3 separate regions of the Homo sapiens genome follow, and all the other regions are linked to region 2. Evidence: read pairs that join two places in POLR2A ChIA-PET (ENCODE). Cell type or tissue: GM12878. All regions are shown on one strand.

Evidence for each region. ChIA-PET counts read pairs that join two places held together with the same protein. Peaks named below come from ENCODE experiments on the same cell type or tissue, not always from the same donor. Only the 100,000 strongest peaks of a DNase experiment are listed, where the experiment ranks them.
Region 1: POLR2A ChIA-PET joins it to region 2 with 7 read pairs; 6 of 35 experiments call an interaction of 5 or more read pairs at or near these places.
Region 3: POLR2A ChIA-PET joins it to region 2 with 7 read pairs; 2 of 35 experiments call an interaction of 5 or more read pairs at or near these places.

The regions. Positions count from the first base shown.
Region 1 is chr19:7,405,354-7,413,353 of GRCh38, reverse strand. All of the region lies in intron 10 of ARHGEF18 (Rho/Rac guanine nucleotide exchange factor 18), which reads right to left. Among named protein-coding and RNA genes, the nearest start is that of ARHGEF18-AS1, 14 kb to the right of the region's middle. RefSeq lists a silencer at 3,205-3,344. In GM12878, no CTCF peak of the experiment used is centred here; a DNase peak (open chromatin) is centred at 3,193; H3K4me3 peaks cover 339 bases; H3K27ac peaks cover 1,913 bases.
Region 2 is chr19:7,329,890-7,337,889 of GRCh38, reverse strand. No RefSeq gene overlaps it. Among named protein-coding and RNA genes, the nearest start is that of ARHGEF18, 15 kb to the left of the region's middle. RefSeq lists enhancers at 120-229, 3,984-4,083. In GM12878, a CTCF peak has its summit at 292; DNase peaks (open chromatin) are centred at 39, 3,989 and 4,487; H3K4me3 peaks cover 258 bases; H3K27ac peaks cover 3,935 bases.
Region 3 is chr19:6,947,581-6,955,580 of GRCh38, reverse strand. It overlaps the pseudogene ADGRE4P. Among named protein-coding and RNA genes, the nearest start is that of ADGRE1, 64 kb to the right of the region's middle. In GM12878, no CTCF peak of the experiment used is centred here; a DNase peak (open chromatin) is centred at 7,670.

The DNA.
Region 1 (8,000 bases), 75 kb before region 2:
CTCCAGCCTGGGCAACAGAGCAAGACTCTGTCTCAAAAAAAAAAGAAAAAAAAAAAAAAGCTTTTTGTTTTTTGTGTTTTTTTTGGTAGAGACAGGGTCTTGCCGTGTTGCCCAGGCTGGTTTTGAACTCCTGGGCTCAATCGATCCTCCTGCCTTGGCCTCCCACAGTGTTGGGATTGCAGGCATGAGCCACCATACCCAGCCCATAACTATCTTAATATCTCTGCGTGCTTCTGATCCTGCCCCCAAAAATATGGTGTGGGACGTGGTTAGATGCTTTCTATTTCCATGTGTTTGATCCTGATTCGCTGGCTGAAATGCCAAAGGTCACGGGAAACTGTGACTTGCTTTCCAGTTCTTGCAAGATCCTATAGTGTCAGATGCAACTAGTAAGGGGACTCCTCCAACTCAACAATAAAAAACAAATACTCCCATTCACAAATGGGCAAAGGATGTAAACAGACACGTCTCCAAAGAAGAGATACAAACGACCAGTCAGCACATGAAAAGACGCTCAACATCAGTAGTCACCAGGGAAACGCAAAGCAAAACCGCCCACTTCACACCCACTAAGATGGGATAATTTATTTTATTTACTTTTTTTTTTTTTTTGAGACAGAGTCTTGCTCTGTCACCCAGGCTCCAGTGCAGTGGCTCGATCTCAGTTCACTGCAACCTCCGCCTCCTGGGTTCAAGTGATTCTCCTGCCTCAGCCTCCTGAGTAGCTGGGATTACAGGCGCCTGCCACCACGCCCGGCTACTTTATGTATTTTTAGTAAAGACGGGGTTTTGCCATGTTGGCCAGGCTGGTCTGGAACTCCTGACCTCAGGTGATCCGCCCACCTTCGTCTCCCAAAGTGCTGGGATTACAGGCTGAGCCACCGTTCCTGGCCTAAAATGGTATAATTTAAAAAACCGAAAATTAAGTGTCTCGGTGAGAAGGCGGAGAAACCAGGACCCTCATACACTGCTGGTAGGAAGGTAAAATGGGGCAGCTGCTATGGAAGACAGCTTGGTGGTTCCTAAAAACCCTAGCATAGGCCGGGCGCGGTGGCTCACGCCTCTAATCCCAGCACTTTGGGAGGCCGAGGAGGCCGGAATACGAAGTCAGGAGTTCGAGACCAGCCTGACCAACACTAAAAATACAAAAATTAGCCGGGTGTGGTGGCGCGCCCCTGTAATCCCAGCTACTTGGGAGGCTGAGGCAGGAGAATTGCTTGAACCCGGGAGGCAGAGGTTGCAGTGAGCCAAGATCACGCCACTGCACTGCAGCCTGCGTGACAGAGCGAGACTCCATCTCAAAAAAAAAAAAGAAAAACCAAACAAAAAAACACAAAACATGGAAATAAGTGTGCATGTATAGATGAATGGATAAACAAAACGTGACATACACGCACACTGTAATATTATTCAGCCTTAAGAAGGAAGTTCTGACACACAGATGGACCTTGAGGACACTATGCTCAGTGAAATAAGCCAGTCACAAAAGAATACATCGTATGTGACTCCACTTCTAGGAGGTCCCTAGAGTTGTCAGATTCATAGAGACAGGAAGTAGAATGGTGGGTGCCAAGGGCTGGGGAGGGGGATGGAGAGTGAGTGTTTTATGAGGACAGAGTTGCAGCTTGGGAAGAGGAGAAAGTTCTAGAGATGGATGGTGGTGATGGTAGCATCAGCAATGTGTATGTGTTTAATGCCACCAACCTGTGCACTTAAAAAATGATTTTTTTAAAAAAAGATGCCACTTGGCTGGGCACGGTGGCTGACACCTGTCATCCCAGCACTTTGGGAGGCCGAGGTGGGCAGACCACTTGAGGTCAGGAGTTCAAGACCAGCCTGGCCAACATGGTGAAAGCCTGTGTCTACTAAAAATACAAAACTTAGCTGGACATGGTGGTGTGCACCTGTAATCCCATCTACTTGGGAGGCTGAGGCAGGAGAACTGCTTGAACCTGGGAGGTGGAGGTTGCAGTGAGCTGAGATCACACCACTGCCCTCCAGCCTGGGCAACAGGGCAAGACTCTGTCAAGAAAAGAAATAGAAAAGAAAAGGGAAGGGGAGGGGAGGGAAAGGGAAAGGGGAAGGGGAAGGGGAAGGGGAAGAGGTAGGGGAAAGGAACAGGAAGAAAAGAAGGAAAGAGAGAAGCTTGGTGTGCAACTTCATTTTTAACATATCTGACAAAAGAAAGTGCCTAAGGCCAGGTCTCAGGTGGAGAGGCCCTGCGCTGCCCAGGCTTGTTCTGAGATCCTCTGCTTCCTTTTGTGCAAATTTCACACTATTTTCTGGTATCAGGATGGAGGGACCTTCAATATCACCTATAGATATTGCAGATGCTGAAAAAGCATCTGCCTTGTGAGTATTTCTCTTGACACTGGGTACAGGCCAGATGCTGAAGTATAAGAGGTCCCAGCAAAACTATTCCACCCCCTGAGGCCTTCTTAGGAAGGGCAGTGCGTGGCATTTTTTAAACAATTATGTTAGTTCTATTGACTGGGCAGAAATCAAAATGACAAGGGTGAAAAACCTTTTTTTTTTTTTTTTTTTGAGATGGAGTCTCACGCTGCTGCCCAGGCTGGAGTGCAATAGCACAATCTCAGATCACTGCAACCTCTGCTTCTCAGGTTCAAGCGATTCTCGTGCCTCAGCCTCCCAAGTAAATGGGATTATAGGTGCATGCCACCACACCCAGCTAATTTTTTTATTTTTAGTAGAGATGGGGTTTTACCGTGTTGGCCAGGCTGGTCTCGAACTCCTGACCTCAGATGATCTGCCAGCCTCAGCCTCCCAAAGTGCTGGGATTTACAGGCGCGAACCACCATGCCCAGCCCCTGAAAAACATTTTGATGAAAAGAAGACTGATTCTGAAAACATTAATTCAGGTCTAGTTACATAGCTGAAATCTTCCAGAAAGCTGGAAGATTTATATACATATGTGTGTGTGTATGTATGTGTGTGTGTATATATATATATATTTCAAGCCAACAATTTTAATGTGGGAAATAAACAGCAAATAAATGTCAGCAGAGGTGACTCTAAGACGGACAGAGGAAACCAAACACCTGAGAGAGGCCGGGGGTTTCTCTTTCAGCAGATCAAAAGCAATCAGTCACAGGCGGAAGGCAGGGCAGCAAAACAGGTGTGCAGAATGCCAGAAAAAACCCTGTTTGCCTTCAATGGGCGGGGAAAGTATTCAAGGGCACTGCATTTCTGGAAAAAGGGAACTGCAATGATGTCAGGGCTGGTGAACCTTAGAAAAACCCTTCACAGGCCGGGCATGATGGCTCACGCCTGTAATCCCAGCACTTTGGGAGGCCAAGGCGGGTGGATCACGAGGTCAGGAGTTCAAGACCAACCTGGCCAACATGGTAAAACCCCATCTCTGCTAAAAAAAAAAAAAAAAAATACAAAAAAAATTAGCCGGGTGTGGTGGCAGGCACCTGTAATCCCAGCTACTTGGGAGGCTGAGGCAGGAGAATCGCTTGAACTTGGAGGGCGGAGGTTGCAGTAAGTAAGCTGAGGTTGCACCACTGCACTCCAGCCTAGGCGACAGAGTGAGACTCCATCTCAATAAAAAAAAAAAAAAAAGAAAGAAAGAAAGAAAAACCCCTCACAGGCCAGGCGCGATGGCTCACGCCTGTAATCCCAACACTCTGGGAGGCCGAGGTGGGCCTTGGCTCAAGTGTGAGTTCAGGTGTTTGAGACCAGCCTGGCCAACATGGTGAAACCCCGTGTTTACTAAAAAATACAAAAATACAAAAATTAGCTGGAGGTGGTGGCAGGCGCCTGTAATCCCAGCTACTTGGGAGGCTGAGGCAGGAGAATAGCTTGAACTCAGGAGGTGGAGGTTACAGTGAGCCGAGATTGTACCACTGCACTCCAGCTTGGGTGATAGAGTGGCCTCCAACTCAAAAAAAAAAAAAAAAGACTCTTCATTAGTTTCCAATCTAATCCAAACTCTCACAGAGGCCAACCTTTCCATAGCATGGACTGGGACTGCCATTAAGTCTTTTTTTTTTTTTTTTTTTTAAGAAACAGGGTCGGCCGGACGCGGTGGATCACAAGGTCAGGAGATCAAGACCATCCCGGCTGACATGGTGAAACCCAGTCTCTACTAAAAATACAAAAAATTAGCCGGGCGAGGTGGTGGGCGCCTGTAGTCCCAGCTTCTTGGGAGGCTGAGGTAGGAGAATGGCATGAACCCAGGAGGCGGAGCTTGCAGTGAGCCGAGAACACGCCACTGCACTCCAGCCTGGGCGACAGAGCGAGACTCCAACTCAAAAAAAAAAAAAAAAAAAAGAAACAGGGTCTTGCTCTTGCCCAGGCTGGAATGCAGTGGTGCAATCACGGCTCACTGCAGTCTCGAACTCCTGGACTCAAGCGATCTTCCTGCCTCAGCCTCCCAAGTAGCTGGGACTATAGGTGCACACTACCTACCTGTAGTCACCACGCGTGTGTAAGTTTATATATTTCTTTTTGTAGAGATGGGGTCTCACTATGTTGCCCAAGCTGGTCTTGAACTCTTGGGTTCAAGTGATCCTCCCGCCTTAGCCTCCCAAAGTGTGAGATTACAGGCGTGAGCCACTGCACTCAGCCGGTCTTGTTGTTTTCATCTGGGGGGACTCAAACTCTATGTTGAACACCCCCAGGCTTGCAAATACCACAACAGATCATTACTCCCTTAGAAAACACACTGCAGGATAAAGAGGGGCCCCTCAGGGAGCTGCTGCTCATGGATGGGCCCAGATTGTGAAGAGGTCAACCTGGGACACAGCTGCTAAGCTCATGAGACAGGTGAGGGCCTCCTGTTCCCTAACCCGCATCCCTCGCCAAATTTAGTCAGACCATTGTGGCCCTAGAAACAGAACTGTAAAAATGATGCGTCTACTGTAGGGGCTGGTGAACCCCTACTGTCTGTGGGCTGGCCACCTGTTTTTGTAAATAAAATTTTATCAGAACACGGCCACGCCCACTTGTTTCTCTGTTGTCTGTGGCTTCTTTTGAGTTGAGTGGCTGTGACAGAGGCTATGTGGGCTGCAAAGCCTGAAATATTTATTATCTGGCTCTTTCTCTTTTTTTTGAAACAGGGTCTCACTTTATCATCCAGGCTGGAGGCAGTGGTGCGATTTCGGCTCACTGCAACTTCAACCTCCCGAGTTCAAGCAATTCTCCTGTCTCACCCCCCAAGTAGCTGGGATTATAGGCATAAGCCACAATGCCTGGATAATTTTTGTATTTTTAGTAGAGATGGGGTTTCACCACGTTACCCAGGCTGGTCTCCAACTCCTGGGATCAAGTGATCTGCCCACCTCTGCCTCCTGAAATGCTGAGATTACAGGCGTGAGCCACTGCACCCAGCCTACTACCTCTTTTTTTTTTTTTTTTTTTTTTTTTTGAGACGGAGTCTCGCTCTGTTGCCCAGGCTGGAGTGCAGTGGCGCGGTCTCGGCTCACTGCAAGCTCCGCCTCCTGGGTTCACGCCATTCTCCTGCCTCAGCCTCCCGAGTAGCTGGGACTCCAGGCGCGGCCACCACGCCCGGCTAGTTTTTTTGTATTTTCAGTAGAGACGGGGTTTCACCGTTTTAGTCAAGATGGTCTTAATCTCCTGACCTCGTGATCCGCCCGTCTCGGCCTCTACCTAGCTCTTAACAGAAAAAATTTGCTGGCCCCTGGCCTACTATATCTAATTGGTTTGTTCTGGAAGGGAGAGCCTATTTCCAAGAATTCAAATGCAACCAGCTGGGCTCATGCAGTCTGGGAACTCCCAATGCTCTATCCCTGATGTGCAGAAGGAACCGGAATAAAAGGAGTGGCAAAGTGGATTCGCTGTGCAAAGTCATTACTGAATTCCAGACGCTTGAAATTGCCCATGCTGGGAGCAAACAGGCCACAAACAAGTAGCAAAGAGGTTGGTTTCTTTTTTTTTTTTTTTGAGACTCAGTCTCACTCTGTCACCCAGGCTGGGGTACAGTGGCTCAATCTCGGCTCGCTTCAACCCCCACCTCTTGGGTTCCAGCGATTCTCCTGCCTCAGCCTCCTGAGTAGCTGGGATTACAGGTGCCCGCCACCACACCCGGCTAATTTTTGCATTTTTAGTAGAGACGGGGTTTTCACCATGTTGGCCAGGCTGGTCTCGAACTCCTGACCTCAGGTGATCCACCCACCTTGGCCTCCCAAAGTGCTGGGATTACCAGCGTGAGCCACCATGCCTGGCCAGTGGTTGGTTTCTGAGCATCTCAAGTTCCCTACCATCCTGAGTATGATGGCTATAACCTTTTTTTTTTTTTTTTTTTGAGACGGAGTCTTGCCTTGTCGCCCAGGCTGGAGTGCAGTGGCACGATCTCCGCTCACTGCAAGCTCTGCTTCCCGGGTTCATGCCATTCTCCTGCCTCAGCCTCCCAAGTAGCTGGGACTACAGGCGCCCGCCACCACGCCCGGCTAATTTTTGTTTTTTTTTGTTTTTTTTTAGTAGAGACGGGGTTTCACTGTGTTAGCCAGGATGGTCTCAATCTCCTGACCTCATGATCCGCCCACCTCGGCCTCCCAAAGTGCTGGGATTACAGGCGTGAGCCACTGTGCCAGGTGGCTATAACTATTAATATAAGTCAGCAACCAGCTCCTACGCTAGGAAAATTCCAGAACCTTGCAAAGACCTTCATTAGCATTCCTTTTAGAACTGCAACAGTGTGAGCTTGAATATATTTTAACATATCCTGTGTCTCAAGGTCAGCTCGTAAGCTAGGTGCAGGGGAAGGCAGCTGGTACAGCTTTGTTTTTTGCCCTCTCTGAATCTATAACACTTTTGTGTTTGATGAAGGTGGTATCTGAATGCAGGGGAAGGAAAAGATTATATGGAGTATAGGCACACGGCCAGACATTTGACAGACTGTAATATCAGATTCCTACTCATACGTTTTGGCAAATTATATTCACAGAGAATTCAGATTTAGAAGCTTTTCAAAAAGAATCTGGAGGCCAGGTGTGGTGGCTCACGCTTGTAATCCCAGCACTTTGGGAGGCCGAGGTGGGTGGATCACCTGAGGTCAGGGGTTCGAGACCAGCCTGGCCAACATGGTGAAACCCTGTCTCTACTAAAAATACAAAAATTAGCCAAGCGTGGTGGCACGCGCCTGTAATCCCAGCTACCTGGGAGGCTGAGGCAGGAGAATCGCTTGAACCCAAGCGGATGGTGGAGGTTGCAGTGAGCCGAGATAGCGCCAACGCACTCCAGCCTAGGTGACAGAGCGAAACTCCGTCTCAATAACAACAACAACAAAAAGAATCTGGTGTTCTCCTGAAGACCTCCTCTTTCCTCTCTGCAATTAACTGGTTCTAAAGAGTGAGACCTTCTACATTTACTTCAACTTCAAAATACTGGAAAATCACTGTGTTGTAAAGAGCCTAAGAAATGAGTGCCAATAGCTTGTAAACTTGTTCTAGGCTGGGAATGGTGACTCCCACCTGGAATCCCGGTGTTTTGGGAGGCTGAAGCAGGATCCCTTGAGCCCAAGAGTTTAAGACCAGCCTGGGCAATATGGTGGAACCCCATCTCTACAAAACAGCATTACAAAAACCAACAATTAGCCAGGCGTGGTGGTGCATGCCTGTGGTCCCAGCTACTCAGGAGGCTGAGGCGGGAGGATTGCTTGAGCCTGGCAGGTAGAGGTTGCAGTGAGCTATGATCGCACCACTGCACTCCAGCCTGGGCAACAGAGCAAGACCCTGTTTCAAAAACAAAAACTAAAACAAAACAAATTTGTTGTTTACAAATCGCTAGAAATAGGAGGTTCCTGAAGTGGGCTGAACAGTGTCCCACCAAAATTCACGTCCACTAAGAACCCTGGAATATGGACTTCTTTGGAAAGAGAGCCTGGGGCAGAGGTCATTAGTTAAGGATCTCGGGATGAAATTTCGATTTAGGGTGGGCCCTAGAGCCTATGACTGGTGTCTGTGTAGAGAAAGGAGAGGGAGATTTAGAGACACAGATACAGAGGGGAAACACAC
Region 2 (8,000 bases):
CCCAAGAACTGAACATTCTCGTAATGAGATGTCCACAGAAGCACAGTGCCATTACTTTACATACTTCCAATGGCAAGATGTGTCCTGGCGTGGCTTCTGGCACTGGTTATGAATCATAAAAGAGGGGTCACCCCTCTCTGAGCACTTTCTATGTAGTTTATTTAATCTCATGCAATCTTCACAACCATCCAAGGAGGAAGGCCCTGTTGGCTTTATTGGCCCCGTTCTGTAGATGAGGAAGCTGAGGCTCAGTGAGGCAAGGCTCTGTGACACACTGTCCCCCAGAGGCTGCAGCATGCAGAACCCCTTAGAACATCTGCTTTGTTAACGGCATGTTGAGAGACACAGCCTCTGGGAACCTGTGTTAGGCACGTTGGCCGAGGGGCCGGGCACCCGTATTGCTAACCCTGCCTGTCTCTGCCAGTGACCTGAACTCACACAGATGGTGCAGTGGACAACCTCTGCTCACCACTTGCACCTGCAGAAGACTCATCAGGGCACACAGGGCCATGCCACAGCAGTTCCCTTCCCACACTGCATTATTCAGTAAGCACAAAGCAATATGGCAGGTGTGATAGTTGGAGCCCAGGTGAGCAGCCCCTGAGCCCCAGACTTGGAAGTCCAGGGAGGCTTCCTCAGGAAGCAGTGCCCAGCACATACCTGAAGGATGTGAAGGACCTGGGACAAGCACAGGGCCACAGGTGATTGCACTCATCCACAGCAAGGAGAACCAAAGGGGAAAGTGGCTATAATGGGGGAAGCTAGAGACAGAGGCCATTGTGTCTGGGTCCAATGGCATAGCTTTAGCTTTTATCCCTAAGGCAATGGGGAGACATGGGAAGTTTTATGCGGAGGGGAGGCAAAGTCTGCTCTTTGTTTCAGAAAGCTCCCTTTAACTGGGCATGGAAGGAATGGTTAGAGGGTATAATCCTGGAAGCTGGCAAGGTGGCAATGCTGTCATTCAGGAAGACAGGACAGTGGCCCAGCCATAGGAGGGAGAAAAGTGGGTGACTCGGGGGGGAATTCGAGAGGCAAAATGAGCTGGACTTTGTGTAGATATGGGTGGATGGGGAGCGAGAATGCCACCCAGCTCTCAGCCTGACTCCCCAGCGGACAGGGTCTGGGACAGGCTCCAGGGTCAGCACTTTTGACTGACAGCCTCAAGTCTATGGGTGTAGTGTCCCTGTCCACTTCCCTCCATTCATCTATTTGCATTTCCTGAGCCTGGAACTTTCCAGCTGCTCCTCTGGTTGCCCTGGAAGGGGGAGGGCTGGGAAGGAGGTCTCCCATCCCAGCAGCTGGCCCGCAAGGCAGAGGCTGCCCCCGGCTGACGCTCTTCCTTTTCCTCCAGGTAGCACTGTGCCAGGGCATCTGGGAACCCCAGAGGAAGGGCAGGGTGTCCAGCGGGTGGGCAAGGGGTCATGGCTATGGGCTCCTCTCTTCCCATGAGCTCATGGGCTCAGCACCCTGCCAGGTGTCAGCAGGAGAGGGCTCAGGAATCCTAGGTGGACGGTGGGGGCTGAGAACCTGTGTTTGTCATCTGGACAGGTGTGTGGATGTCACCCTGGAGGCACATCTGGCTCTTTATCCTTTAGTCTGCTCAAACAGTACTCCCTCAAGGGACTTCACCTCTCTCTATCTCTCTGCTCCCCTCCATACCTCCCCCATTTTGTTTTCTGAGTCGTCTTTATTTTATTTATACGTTTATTTTTGAGACAGCGTCTCACTCTGTCACCCAGGCTGGAGCGCAGTGGCACCATCTCAGCTCACGGCCACCTCCGCCTCCAGGGTTCAAGTGATTCTCCCGCCTCAAACTCCTGGGTAGCTAGGACTGTAGGCTTGCACCACTGTGCCCGGCTAATTTTTTTTTTTTTTTTTTTTTTTTTTTTTTAGTAGAAACAGGGTTTCACCATGTTGGCCAGGCTAGTCTCACACTCCTGGCCTCAAGAGATCTGCCCGCCTCAGCCTCCCACAGTGCTGGGATTACAGGCATGAGCCGCCTTGGGTCCGGCCTAGTTGTATAATAATTTCATTATGTATTACAATGTGGTAATAATATAACAACAGTGCATCATAGTGCACAGTAAATGTAATGTTCTTGAATCATCCTGGAACCGCCACCTTCCAACTGTCTTCCATGAAACTGGTCCCTGGTGCCAAAAAGGTTGAGGATCTCTGGCTTTAACACCATCCCCTTTGTGCTATTCTTGTGACAGTGTGACAATAAGTTCTCGTGAGACTCTGTCATTTAAAAGTGTGTGACACCTCTCCCCTCCCCTCACTCTCTCTTGCTCCTGTTCCTGCCATGTAAGACGTGCCTGCTCCTTCTTCACCTTCTGCCATGATTGTAAGTTCCCTGAGGTCGCCCCAGAAGCCAGCACCCTGCTTCCTGTACAGCCTGCAGAACCGTGAGCCAGTTAAACCTCTTTTCTTTATAAATTACCCAGTCTCAGGTATTTCTTTATAGCAATATGAGAATGGACGAATACATCATCCATCCATCCATCCATCCATCCATCCATCTACCTACGACTCTAACTATCTATATATCTATCTACGTAGTATGTATCTATTTTTTTTTTTGAGACAGGGTCTTGCGCTGTCTTGCCCAGGCTGAGTGCAGTGGTGCCATCATAGCCTAGTGTAGCCTCAACCTTTCAAGCTTAAGTTATCCTCCCACCTCAGCCTCTCAAGTAGCTGAGACCACAGATGCATACCACCACACACAGCTAATTTTTTATTTTTTTGTAGGGACAGGTTCTCACTATGTTGCCCAGACTGGTCTCAAACTCCTGGACTCAAGGGATTCTCCCACCTTTGCCTCCCAAAGGATTACAGGCCTGAGCCACTGTGCCTGGCTCTGTCTGTCTGTCTGTCTATCTATCTATCTATCTATCTATCTATCTATCTATCTATCTATCTATCTATCTATCTATCATCATCATCATCTATGCATCCATCTATCTATAATTCTATCTATCTATCTCCCTCTCTCTGCCTCTCTCCCTCCCCAACACTCCTTTCCTATCTCCCAGGCTGTCATTCATACAACACAGGTTCTACCAGTCAAACCAATTCATAAAATCACAAAACCAACCCAGATTCAAGGGCTGAGAGGTAGATTCCACTTCCTAACAAAATCAGACAAAATTGCAGTCATATTTTCAGGTCAACCAGAATAGCCCTTCCCCAACCTCACAGCCCGGGACTTGGGTCTTGTGATGCTTCCCACAGTGGGGAGTTCAGTTTAAATGCCTTCGCTCCACCATTCAGGGGTTTCTACCCCTAGCAGGCACAAACATCCATTAAAATATAAATGGCCTCAGTTTCTTTCTTTCTTTCTTTTTCTTTTTTTGAGACAAGGTCTCATTCTGTTGCCCAGGCTGGAGTGCAGTAGCATGATCTCAGCTCACTGCAGCCTCTGCCTCCCAGCCTCAAGCGATCCTCCCACCTCAGCCTCCCTAGTGGCTGGGATTACAGGTGCGCACCACCACGCCTGGCTAATTTTTGTATTTTTAGTAGAGACGGGGTTTCACCATGTTGATCAGGCTGGTCTTGAACTCCTGACCTCAAGTGATCCACCTGCCTCGGCCTCCCAAAGTGCTGGGGTTACAGTGGTGAACTACCATGACTGGCCCTTCAGTTTCTTAAGAACCCTGCCTTGAGCAGCAGTCATTGCAGTGTGCATAAAATATATAGTTAATACATACAAATATTTTGGATAAAAATGACTTTTGAGCACTTTCTTTTTTTTTAGTTTTTCCCTTCTCCAATGTGACTATTGTGTTTAAAAAAAAAAAAAAGCAGTCAGCTGTCATCTGACAGAGGTTTCTTAGGAGAATGGGAGGGGTGCTGAATCCCCAGCCCTCTTCCTGGAAGGTAGGTGGGGGTGACCCCAGGGCTGTGTTTGAGGACGTGAGAAAGAATGACTCGCTGACCGGTTAGGACCTTCCCAAGCTTTCCTGAGCCAGACCTGGGAGAGGTTCCCACGGCAGACGATTCACATCCGAAGGCTAGGGGACTTCCCAAAGCTTAGCCCCAGAGGGCAGCTACGGAGGCGCCCACCTCTTAGAATGAAGTTGTAACAATTGTTGCATTTAGTCAGTGTGGGCTGAGTGCCAGGCCCAGGACTAAGAAGTTATGAACACTGCTTTATATCTTCCTCCCAACAAATCGAACACACAGGCTGCCTTTTCGTCCTTCAGACAGACCTCTCTCCAGCCTCCGGGACTTTGCACATGCTGTTCTCTCTGCTCAGCGTTCTCTCTTCCAGGTCCCCTCTGCTTCCGGGATCTTCACGGATGGCCCCTTCTCATTCTCTAGACTTGAAGTCACAAGTCACCTCAGGCAGGCCTCCCTCCACATGCCCCCCACCCCTCTACTTTCTTTATTCTACTCTCATGACACTTCTTGACTTTATTCATTGTTACTGGGATTTATTCATTGTTCTCTCTCTGCAGCTGGAACGGAAACTTGTACAATCAGGAACCTGTCCAGTTTATTTCCAGCCACGTTCCATGCTCCTCTACTTACCACTCATGTGGGAAAGTTGCTTAACATCTGTGCCTCCTTTGTCTGATGTATTCACTGGGTATGATGATATTTTTTTTTTTTTAAACAGAGTCTGGCTCTTGTTGCCCAGGCTGAAGTGCAATGGCGTGATCTCAGCTCACTATAACCTCCACCTCCCAGGTTCAAGTGATTCTCCTGCCCCAGCCTCCTGAGTAGCTGGGATTATAGGCATGAGCCACCATGCCTGGCTAATTTCTTTCTTTTTTTTCTTTTTTTTTGAGAGGGAGTCTCGCTCTGTCGCCCAGGCTGGAGTGCAGTGGGGCGATCTCAGCTCACTGCAAGCTCTGCCTCCCGGGTTCATGCCATTCGCCTCAGCCTCCCGAGTAGCTGGAATTACAGGCATATGCCACCACGCCTAGCTAAATTTTTGTATTTTTAGTAGAGACAGGGTTTCACCATGTTGGCCAGGCTGGTCTTGAACTCCTGACCTCAAGTGATCTGCCCTTCTTGGCCTCCCAAAGTGCTGGGATTATAGGCGTGAGCCACTGCACCCAGCCTTTTTTTTTTTTTGAGACAGAGTCTCGCTCTGTTGCCCAGGCTGGAGTGCAGTGGCTCGACCTTGGCTCACTGCAAACTCCACTCCCTGGGTTTAAGCGATTCTTGTGCCTCAGCCTCTCAAGTAGCTGGGATTACAGGCATGTACCACCCTGCCTGGCTATTTTTTTGTATTTTTTCACCATGTTGGCCAGGCTGGTCTTGAACTCCTGGACTCAAGTGATCCACCCACCTTGGCCTCCCAAAGAGCTGGGATTACAGGTGTGAGTCACTGCGCCTGGCCAATGATAATCATTCCTACTTCAGAGCAAACCCATGTAAAGTACTTAGAAAACAGTGTCTGGTGTGTGTGCACTCAAATGATATTCACTATTATTTATTATTAAGTGCACACCTAAAAAAACCTTCATGGAAGGAAGAAATGGAAGTTAACTGCCCCACTCTGGGCATATAACTCCATTAGTTCAAGTATTTATTCGTTCAACCATCTTTGTTGAGAATCTACCATGCACTGTGATTTCCCTCTCTGATGATTCTGCTTCCTCTCCCTTCCTTTCATAGGTGTTGGCCTCTAATAAATATCTTGCACCTAAAACTCTTTTTCTGTGTCTGCTTCCAAAGAATCCCACCTGAGACATGGAACAAACACTGACCCTCCCAGGACAATAAAGGGGAAAGGCACAAACGGAATGTAAATCTCCTTTTTCCCACCTCCCTCCTGTCCTATGATCTACTGTGGCCCCCCAGACACATGCACCTGTTCACCAGCAGGGTTTCTCATGGTTTTTATATTAATCCCTCAATGCCTTGCTTCCCTCTCTCTCCTGTGTTCGTTTTGTAGGGAGTAAGCTAGCAGCCCACACTAGTGTGTCATCTTATCACAAACTGGATCATTATGAACTTAATGACAGAACATAATAACAGCAACAAGAATGATAATTATAATAATGATGTTGGTGGTGGTGATGGTGATAATGGTGATGGTGATGATATTGATGATTATGATAGTGATGATGGTGATGATGAAGTTAATGATGGTGATGATGATAGTAATCCACAGTGATGATAATGATTATGATAATGGCAGTGGTAATAATGATGGTGATTATGATGGTGATGGTGATATTGATGATGATTATAATGGTGGTGATGATGATGGTGATAATGACGATGGTGTTGATGGTGATGATGCTGGTGATAATGGTGATGGAGATGATGACGGTGATAGTAATGATGATGGCGGTGATGACAATGATGATGATATTGACTGTGGCGATGGTGATAATGGCAGTGGAGATGATAATGGTGATATGATGATGGTGGTGATGATGATAATGAAGATGATGATGGTGATCATAGTGATGATGGTGGTGATGATGGTGGTGATCATGATGGTGATGACAATGATGGTGATATTGATGTTGATGATTATAATGATGGAAATGGTGATGGTGACGGTAATGGTGATGGTGGTGATGACAGTGGTGATGATGATGGTGATGATGATGATGGAGATGGCAATGGTGATGGTGATGATGGTGATGACAATGATGGTGATATTGATGTTGGTGATGTTGGTGATTATAGTGGTGGAGATGGTGATGGTGACAGTAATGATGGTGGTGATGATTATGATGGTAGGTAGGAGTAGCAACAATAATGCAATAATTATGTCCAGGCACATGATTCAATATTTCATCCATTGCTATCATTCCTCCAACAACACAATGAGGAAACAGAGACTCTGAGAGATGAAACATGATTCCTAGTCACAGTCACAGAGCTGAAAAGTGGAAGAGCCAAGATTTGAATCTCAAGGTAGTCAGTCTAAAGTGCATGCTTTTTCTGTCTCAGGCTTGTGGAGTTTGGAAATGAGGAAACAAGAAATGGCTGGTTCGAGTGATTCTCGTGCCTCAGCCTCCCAAGTAGCTGGAATTACAGGCACGAGCCATCACGCCTGGCTAATTTTTGTGTTTTTAGTAGAGATTGGGTTTCACCATGTTGGCTAGGCTGGTCTCGAACTCCTGACCTCAAGTCATCCACCTGCCTCGGCCTCCCAAAGTGCTGGGATTACAGGTGTGAACCACTGCTCCCAGCTTGCTTTCTAAGATTTCTTATATATAAAGTGTCCTTTGGCAAATATGTTTCAAATATTCTTTTCTTGTTTTTCTCTTCTAACATTTTGAACGTGGTTTCTGGCCCCTAGAAGCTTAAAAATTCTATCTAATCAAATTAATCAGCCTATTCCTTTGTGATTTATACCGTTGGTAAGTATTCTTTTAGCAGCGTGTTTTTGGAAATTTTCTACACTTAACTTTTTTTTTTTATCCATATAGTATTTATTTGGTTGTATGGGTTGACATGAAGGTCAAAGTTATTTTCTTCCAAATGTTTACTCAGTTGTCCAAGACCCATTTATTGAATAAGTAGCTATTTGCATTCTGATTTAAAGTTGTTCATTTATAAATACAAATAGTTATCCATATTAGGGTCTGCTTAAGGATTTTCTGTTCTTTTCTTTTTAATCTCTCTCTCTTCTTGTCTGTATCATAGTGATAGCTTCAAAATATTCTTCCCAACCAGGAATATTTATTTGTTTAGTTTCTTAGATTCCTTAAAATTTTGTGATTTCATTCATATAAGTCTTATACAATTATTATCAATTCTATTCCTAGTTTATACATATTTTGGGCTGCTATTATAAAATAGTTCATTTCCCCATTATATTTTCTGATTATGGGTAGTCTATCAGAAAGCTATTAATATTTAAGTATTTTGTACCTTGTTGTCTTTCTAAATTCCTGTTAACTTGAATAGTTTTTCAGCTAGGTTTTCTAGGGCAAATAGGTTAATTATCGGTAAATAAAAATTATCTGAGGCCCTTTTCTCTTAGTACTACTATTTCTTTTTGTGTGTGTGTGCTATACCATGCT
Region 3 (8,000 bases), 380 kb after region 2:
CATCACCACCTTCATTACCTTTATCACACCTTCATCATCTTTACTATCATCACCATCACCATCATCACCATTACCATAACCTTCATTATCACCTTTATCATCATCACTGTCATCACCATCACCTTTATAATCATCACCTTCACCATCATCACCTTCATCATCTTCATCATCACCATCACCATCATCACCATCACCATCATCACTATCACCATCATCACCATTACCATCACCTTCATCATCACCTTCACATTACTTTCATCATCACTATCACCACCATCACCATGACCTTCATCATCACCTTCACTACCATCACCTTCATCAACATCACCATCATCACCCTCATCATGATCATTTTAATCATCACCGCTACTTTTACCATCGTCCGTTCCATTATCATCAACTTCATCATCATCACCTTCACCATCATCATCACTATCATCACCTTCATTGTCATCATCTTCATCATCACCCTCACCATCATCACCATTACCATCACCTTCACCATCATCAATTTCATTACCTTTATCATCATCTTCATCATTATCACCTTCATCACCATCATCACCATTACCATCACCTTCATCATCACCATCATCATCTTAATTACTTTCATTACCACCACCACTATCATCAACAGTCACCTTCATCACCATCATCATCATCATCTATTGAGTCCTATAGTGTCTGATATTTAATACACATCTTTTTTACAACTGAGAAGTTTGAGTTTAAATAAAATGAATCAACATGGGCATGGCCAAGATTATATGGAAAACTAGAGAGTAGGGCTTGGTGTCTTTATCTTTAGCCTCCCATTTTAGGATCCTTTCTCCCAAACCAAGCTCTGGATGTAACACGGACCTCTCCACTCAAATTTCCAGGTTCGAATGGAATATAAAAAGTGGTTTAGTGGGATGCGGAAAGGGGTAGAAACTGAAAGCACTGAGATGTCTCGCTCTACTACCCAAACCAAAACGGTAAGATCAGCTCCTTCTGAGTGCTTTATTGGAATCCGACATCTCATGCCTCTAGAAGCTTTCTGGTTCCTTGATCTGAAAGAAAAGAGAAATTGCATTAGGTTCCTGTATTATGCAGCTGAAGTTTCTGGGTTTTGAGACCAAAACCAGAACCCACCCACCCTTCCTTTCTTCCTTCCTTCCTTCCATCCTTCCTCCCTCCTTTCTTCCCTCCCTCCCTCCTTCCTTCCCTCCTTTCCTCCTTCCTTCCTTCCTTTTCTCCCTTTTTTCTTGCTCTCTCTCAGTCTCTTCCTCTCCCTCATTCCTGGTTTCCCTCTCCTTCCTTACGTTTTATTTCTTTCTCACTCTCTTTTACACCATCTATCTTTTTCTCTCCCTTCCTCCTCTCTCGTTTCTAACTCTCTGTTTCATTCTTTCTATCACTCCCTCCTTCTCTTCCTCTCTCTTTTCATTTCTTCCTTCAACAAACATCCAAGGGATATTTAACAAAAAAAGTTTAATTTATTAACAACACTCATTTAACACCTATTTATTGTCCGCTATGTGCCAGGCACTGTTTAGGTGCTGGAGAACCATCAGTGGACCCACTGACAGTAGTCCTTGACCTCACAGAGCTAACATTCTAGTTGGGTGAGGGAACTGACAACAGACCCCAAAAAGTGAATTTTATGGTATTAGAAAGTGATAAATGCTTTAGAAAAAATAGAGCAATGGAGAGCAGCCAGGAATGACAGGGTGGGAGGATTCCAGTTTTAAATAAGGTGACTACAAGAAGCTGGCACTTGACCAAAAATCTGAAGGCTGTGTATGATAAAAACGACCTCCGGTTTGTGAAATTACCTAGATTTGGAGGGCTAGGAAGAGACTCTTTTTGGTCAGAAACCACAGATTCCTAAGTGCTGTGACTCGTGAAACTGGGTTTGCCCCTTGCGGCAGCCTGAATGCTAAGACCATGGAGCTATTACAAAGATATGAGCTTTATTTGGGATAAAGAGCTTCTTAGCAAGGGTAGCACTTCTCATTGTGAAGATTAAATGATGTCAAATAAGTTAAGCGCTTAGAAGGCTGCCTGGCACCACAGGAAGCCCCTGTAAATGTTTGTGAAAAGATCAAATAAAATAACCATTATTAGATGGTGGAGTTTTTTTTGGAGGATGGGAAGTTGTAATGTCAGATATTGAGCTTTGGACCTAACAGAAATCCTAGCTTGTCATCTCTGGGCAAGTTAGAAGTTTTAGTTAATTTCTCTGTCACCTTTTCTCCTTATTATCTTCCCCGCAAGTAGGAAGAAGTGGGGAAGTCCTCAGAAATCTTTCATAAAGGAGGCACTGCATCATCATCTGCAGAGTCAACCAAGCAACCGCAGCCACAGGTTCATCTCGTCTCTGCTGCTTGGCTAAAGATGAACTGACCTGGCAAGTGCCATGGCAATGACCCGGAAGTTACCGCTCCTTTCCGTTTGTCTACAGCGCCCCTGTGGTCACACATAGATTGGACAAATGCCACTATTTCTAGCTTTCCTGTGAAAAGTCTAGGCTCATTCACCTATTTTGGCTTTTTATGTTCATAGAAAGAACAAGACATTTGGGAGAATTCTTAGATCCAGAGTCCAGTAGTGTGGCACGTGCAATGAAGTGTCGGAAGGATGCATTTTAAAGATGGCGGGCGGGAGAAGTGGATTTTCTTCTTGCAGCTACTGCCACCTTGCCAGAAACTCACTAACTGGCATCTGGATTCAGCTCATAGTTCCCTTTCTGGCCTCTCTGCTGTATTTTATGCTCCCAAAGATCTTACATTAACACTCCACATTCACATAATTCAACAATTTTCATATGGATCAGTATTAAAGAGGGTGTTGCATTTTGCAATACAAAAATGCATTATCAGGTGCTGGAGAGGATGTGGAGAAATAGGAACACTTTTACACTGTTGGTGGGACTGTAAACTAGTTCAACCATCGTGGAAGTCAGTGTGGCGATTCCTCAGGGATCTAGAACTAGAAATACCATTTGACACAGCTATCCCATTACTGGGTATATACCCAAAGGACTATAAATCATGCTGCTATAAAGACACATGCACACGTATGTTTATTGTGGCATTATTCACAATAGCAAAGACTTGGAACCAACCCAAATGTCCAACAATGATAGACTGGATTAAGAAAATGTGGCACATATACACCATGGAATACTATGCAGCCATAAAAAATGATGAGTTCATGTCCTTTGTAGGGACATGGATGAAATGGGAAATCATCATTCTCAGTAAACTATCGCAAGAACAAAAAACCAAACACCGCATATTCTCACTCATAGGTGGGAATTGAACAATGAGAACACATGGACACAGGAAGGGGAACATCACACTCTGGGGACTGTTGTGGGGTGGGGGGAGGAGGGAGGGATAGCACTGGGAGATATACCTAATGCTAGATGACGAGTTAGTGGGTGCAGCACACCAGCAAGGCACATGTATACATATGTAACTAACCTGCACATTGTGCACATGTACCCTAAAACTTAAAGTATAATAATAATAAATAAATAAATAAATAAAAAACCAAAAACAAAAATGCATTATCATCCTAGCTTAGGGGTGTATTGTCACTGCGCAGGCTCTTTTGTCCAAGACACTGACATTTTCCCCATTTTCTTTGCCTGAGACTTTTTTATTTATTTATTTATTTTTTTTTGAGACAGGGTTTTGCTCTGGTTGCCCAGGCTGGAATGCAGTGACATGATCTCTGCTCACCGCAACCTCTGCTTCCCAAGTTCAAGAGATTCTCCTGCCTTAGCCTCCTGAGTAGCTGGGATTACAGGCGCCTGCCACCACGCCCAGCTCATGTTGTGTATTTTTAGTAGAGACAGGGTTTCACCATGTTGGCCACGTTGGTCTTGAACTCCTCGTCTCAGGCAATCCACCCTCCTTGGCCTCCCAAAGTGCTAGGATGACAGGTGTGAGCGACCTAGCCCGGTCTGCCTGAGACTTTTGGAACCTACATGTACACATGGGTTAAAGATCATTTTGTTTTCTTAGTGTCCTCTTGAACATGTCCCAGTACAAATGTCTGGAAACAAAAAACGTGGGTCATTCGGACTCATTTTTTCGTTTTACCATGTCTAATTACTTTTACAAAGTTACTGGTTTTTAGGTATGTTTTCAGCATATTAATAAATGTGTGGATGATTGTTATGACAGAACAGCTCCAAAAAGATTTTAAATGCTAATGACTGTCAATGTTAAAATAGGCAAGAGTTATCATCATTTATTTGAAGAAATTTCAAACCAGGCGCGGTGGCTCATGCCTGTAATCTCAGCACCTTGGGGGGCTGAGGTAGGAGGATTGTTTGAGGCCAGGAGTTTGAGACGCCCTGGAAAACATAGTGAGACCCCATATCTACAAAAAATTTACAAAATTAGCTAAGCATAGTGGTGCATTGCTGTACTCCCCACTACACAGGAGGCTGAGGCGGTAGGATTGCTTGAGCCCCAGGAATTCGAGGCTATAGTGAGCTATGATTGCACCACTGCACTCCAGCCTGGGAGGCCGTGGTACTCTGTCTCAAAAAAAAAAAAAAAAAAAGAAAATCATGTGAGGTCTTCTTCTAGGGTTGCAGACAAAGGGTTGAGGACTTTTCTGCTTAATTAAAGCAAATGTCTCCTCCATAGATATAAACAGAGTAGTGTACATCCACTCCACCTGCTGGCTTTGAAGTTATGGGATTCCTTTGGAAAAGGGAAAATGAAGGGATATTCACATGGTTGCAAAATGTGTGCATGCAGCGCAACTTTTTGTTTTGCATAATTTCAAATGTACACGAATAAAGGCTTCGTAAAATGCAATATTCCTGGGCAGCTGAGAAACCCTTGTGCCGAATTCCTAGTCATGTTGCGATTGCTCTCTGGTCCATGGCAGTTGAAGAAAGACAGAATAAATAAGCCATGTATTCTAGGTGTTGCAGATTTGAATTCAGACTCCTCTATTGGCCATTTTTCCTCCCTTCCAACTTGAAGGCTGCTTTCTTCTTTTTTTCTTGTTCTTTTTTTTTTCTTTCTCTCTCTCTCTTTTTTTTTTTTTTTTTTTTTTTGATGGAGTTTTGCTCTTGTTGCCCAGGCTGGAATGCAATGGCACAATCTCAGCTCACTGCAACTTCCACCTCCCGGGTCCAAGTGATTCTCCTGCCTCAGCCTCCCGAGTAGCTGGGATTACAGGCATGCGCCACCACACCCAGCTAATTTTGTATTTTTAGTAAAGATGAGGTTTCTCCCTGTTGGCCAGGCTGGTCTCGAACTCCTGAGCTCAGGTGATCCGCCCGCCTCAGCCTCCCAAAGTGCTGTGATTACAGGCGTGAGCCACCACTCCCGGTCGGCTGCTTTCTTTCCTTCCTGCCTCTCTCATTCTTTTCCATTCTTTTTAAGAGCCAATCTGGCTTCTGCTTCCTTCAAAACCGATTTCTTATTCAGGCTTTCAAATAAATCCATCTTTTAAACTCAATTTATTCAGGTCTGTACAACATGACTTACCCTTCTACATGGTGTGCTGTTTCACAAATGATGTCACGTGTGTTTGTAAATCCTGCCTCCCTGAATTAGAAAATTCGTGAAGGCAAGAATGGCAGAGATGATACATTAAATATTCTCGGCCTCCACCTAATTATTATGTCTCAAACTCTGCGCTATTGATATTTTGGGCTGGATAATTTATTTATTTATTTATTTTCTTGCGACGGAGTCTCGCTTTGTTGCCCAGGCTGGAGTACAGTGGCGCAATCTTGGCTCACTGCAACCTCCGCCTCGCGGGTTCAAGCGATTCTCCTGCCTCAGCCTACTGAATAGCTGGGACTACAGGCGCATGCCACCACGCCCAGCTAATTTTTGTGTTTTTAGTAGAGACGGGGTTTCACCATGTTGACCAGGATGGTCTCGATCTCTTGACCTCGTGATCCACCTGCCTCGGCTTCCCAAAGTGCTAGGATTACAGGTGTGAGCCACTGCGCCGGCTGATAATTTCTTATTTGTAAGGGGTTGTTCTTTGTATTGTAAGGTGTTTAGAAGCAGCTTGGCCTTATTCAGTAGGTGCCAGTGACACTTCCCCACCAGTCATGACAATCAAAAATGCCTCCAGAGGGGGGGTGCAGTGCCTCACACCTGTGATGCTGGCACTTTGGGAGGCTGAGGTGGGCGGATCACTTGAGACCAGGAGTTCGAGTTCCAGCCTGGCCAACATGGTGAAACCCTGTATCTACTAAAAATACAAAACAAATCAGCTGGGTGCAGTGGCTCACGCCTATAATCCCAGCTATTCAGGAGGCTGAGGTGGGAGGATTGCTTGAACCCAGGAGGTGGAGGCTGCAGGGAGCCGAGATCGTGCCACTGCACTCCAGCCTGGGCTACAGAGAGAGACCCTGTCTTAAAAATATATATATATATATTTTTATTTGAAATATAAATATTTTTTATTTGAAAAAATATATTTTTAATTTGAAATATATATTTTTTATTTGAAATATATATTTTTTATTTCATATATATATAATGTATATATATAATGTATATATATTGTGTATATATATAATGTATATATATATAATGTGTATATATATATAATGTGCATATATATAATGTGTATATATATATATAATGTGTATATATATATAATGTATATATATATGCTTCCAGACATTGCCACCTGGGAACAAAAATGCTCCCAGTTGAAAACCATTGGTCTAGGGATTAGTTTATAGGTAAGGACAAAGTTGCAGTAATAAATGCAGATGTCTGAGGTGATTTAGGGCAAGAAAAATGAGAAAAACAATAGCTCTGAAACGTGCTATTGTGAATAGCACAAAACGTGAAAGTTTTCAGTTAGTGAGTCAGACCCAGTTCCAATATCCAGGGATTAAAATTGTATAATATTAACATAAGTTGGTAAAATGTTTCTATTCAATTACAAGGAACTAGGGGAATAACTGAATTCTATCTTATGTTAGCTTTGAACTTCCCTGGGATTGGGTGTCCTGCTGAGGCAGGAGAATTGCTTGAACCCGGAAGGCAGAGGTTGTGACGAGCCGAGATCACACCACTGCACTCCAGCCTGGGCAACAGAGCAAGACTCCATCTCAAAAACAAAAAAACAAGGGAACAAACAACAGATACCAGGTCCTTCTTGAGGGTGGAAGGTGAGAGGAGAGGATCAAAAAACTACCTATCAGGTAGTAAGCTTATTACCTGGATGATTAAAAAAAGTCTGTGCATGAAATCCCCATGACATGCAACTTACCTATATAACTAACCTGCACATGTAACCCTGAACCTAAAATAAACATTAAAAAAAGAAGTCTAAGTGAATGGCAGAAAAAAATTTTTTTTTTTTTTTTTTAGTAAGTGAAATGCTTACTGGAATGTCTAAGAAGTTTGCAATATCATTAGAAACAATACTCTTTTTTGAATGCAGTTCAAAATCTCATGACAGTGAACTTCAATCAAGTATCTAAGGGACTCATAGCTTTCTTTTTCATATTTGATGATCATGAGCAGAGTAGCTGGTACTGTTGCTGCCCGTTCCTAATTTCCTTTTCAGCCCCCATCCTCTTCTCCAGGAAACTGGTTTCAGCTGAACAGGAAGTGCTCCATCTGGAAGGTGACGCACTGCCCTACCATTGTCGGGGCAATGTAGCCAATAATTGACTGACACAGGCATAAACAAGGCTTGGGCCCTTGACTCAAAGTGAGACCAACTCTGAGGTATGACTCATGCTCCAGCGCTCCCCGGAGATCAGGCTGCAATCACTTCCAGCTGAGACCATAGCCTTACCCTCCAACTTCCCAACCCCATCCTGACTCCCTCACTTTTCTCCTCCAAGCACTCCCTCAGTAAATCATGGGCACCACAATCCTGGTCTCAGGCTCTGCTTTTAGAACACCTGACCTCAATCACTTATTGTCATTTTATAAATAGTAATATTAGTAATAGAATGAGCACAGGGTTATTGTTACTGGAAAATTAAACAAAAGAGATCT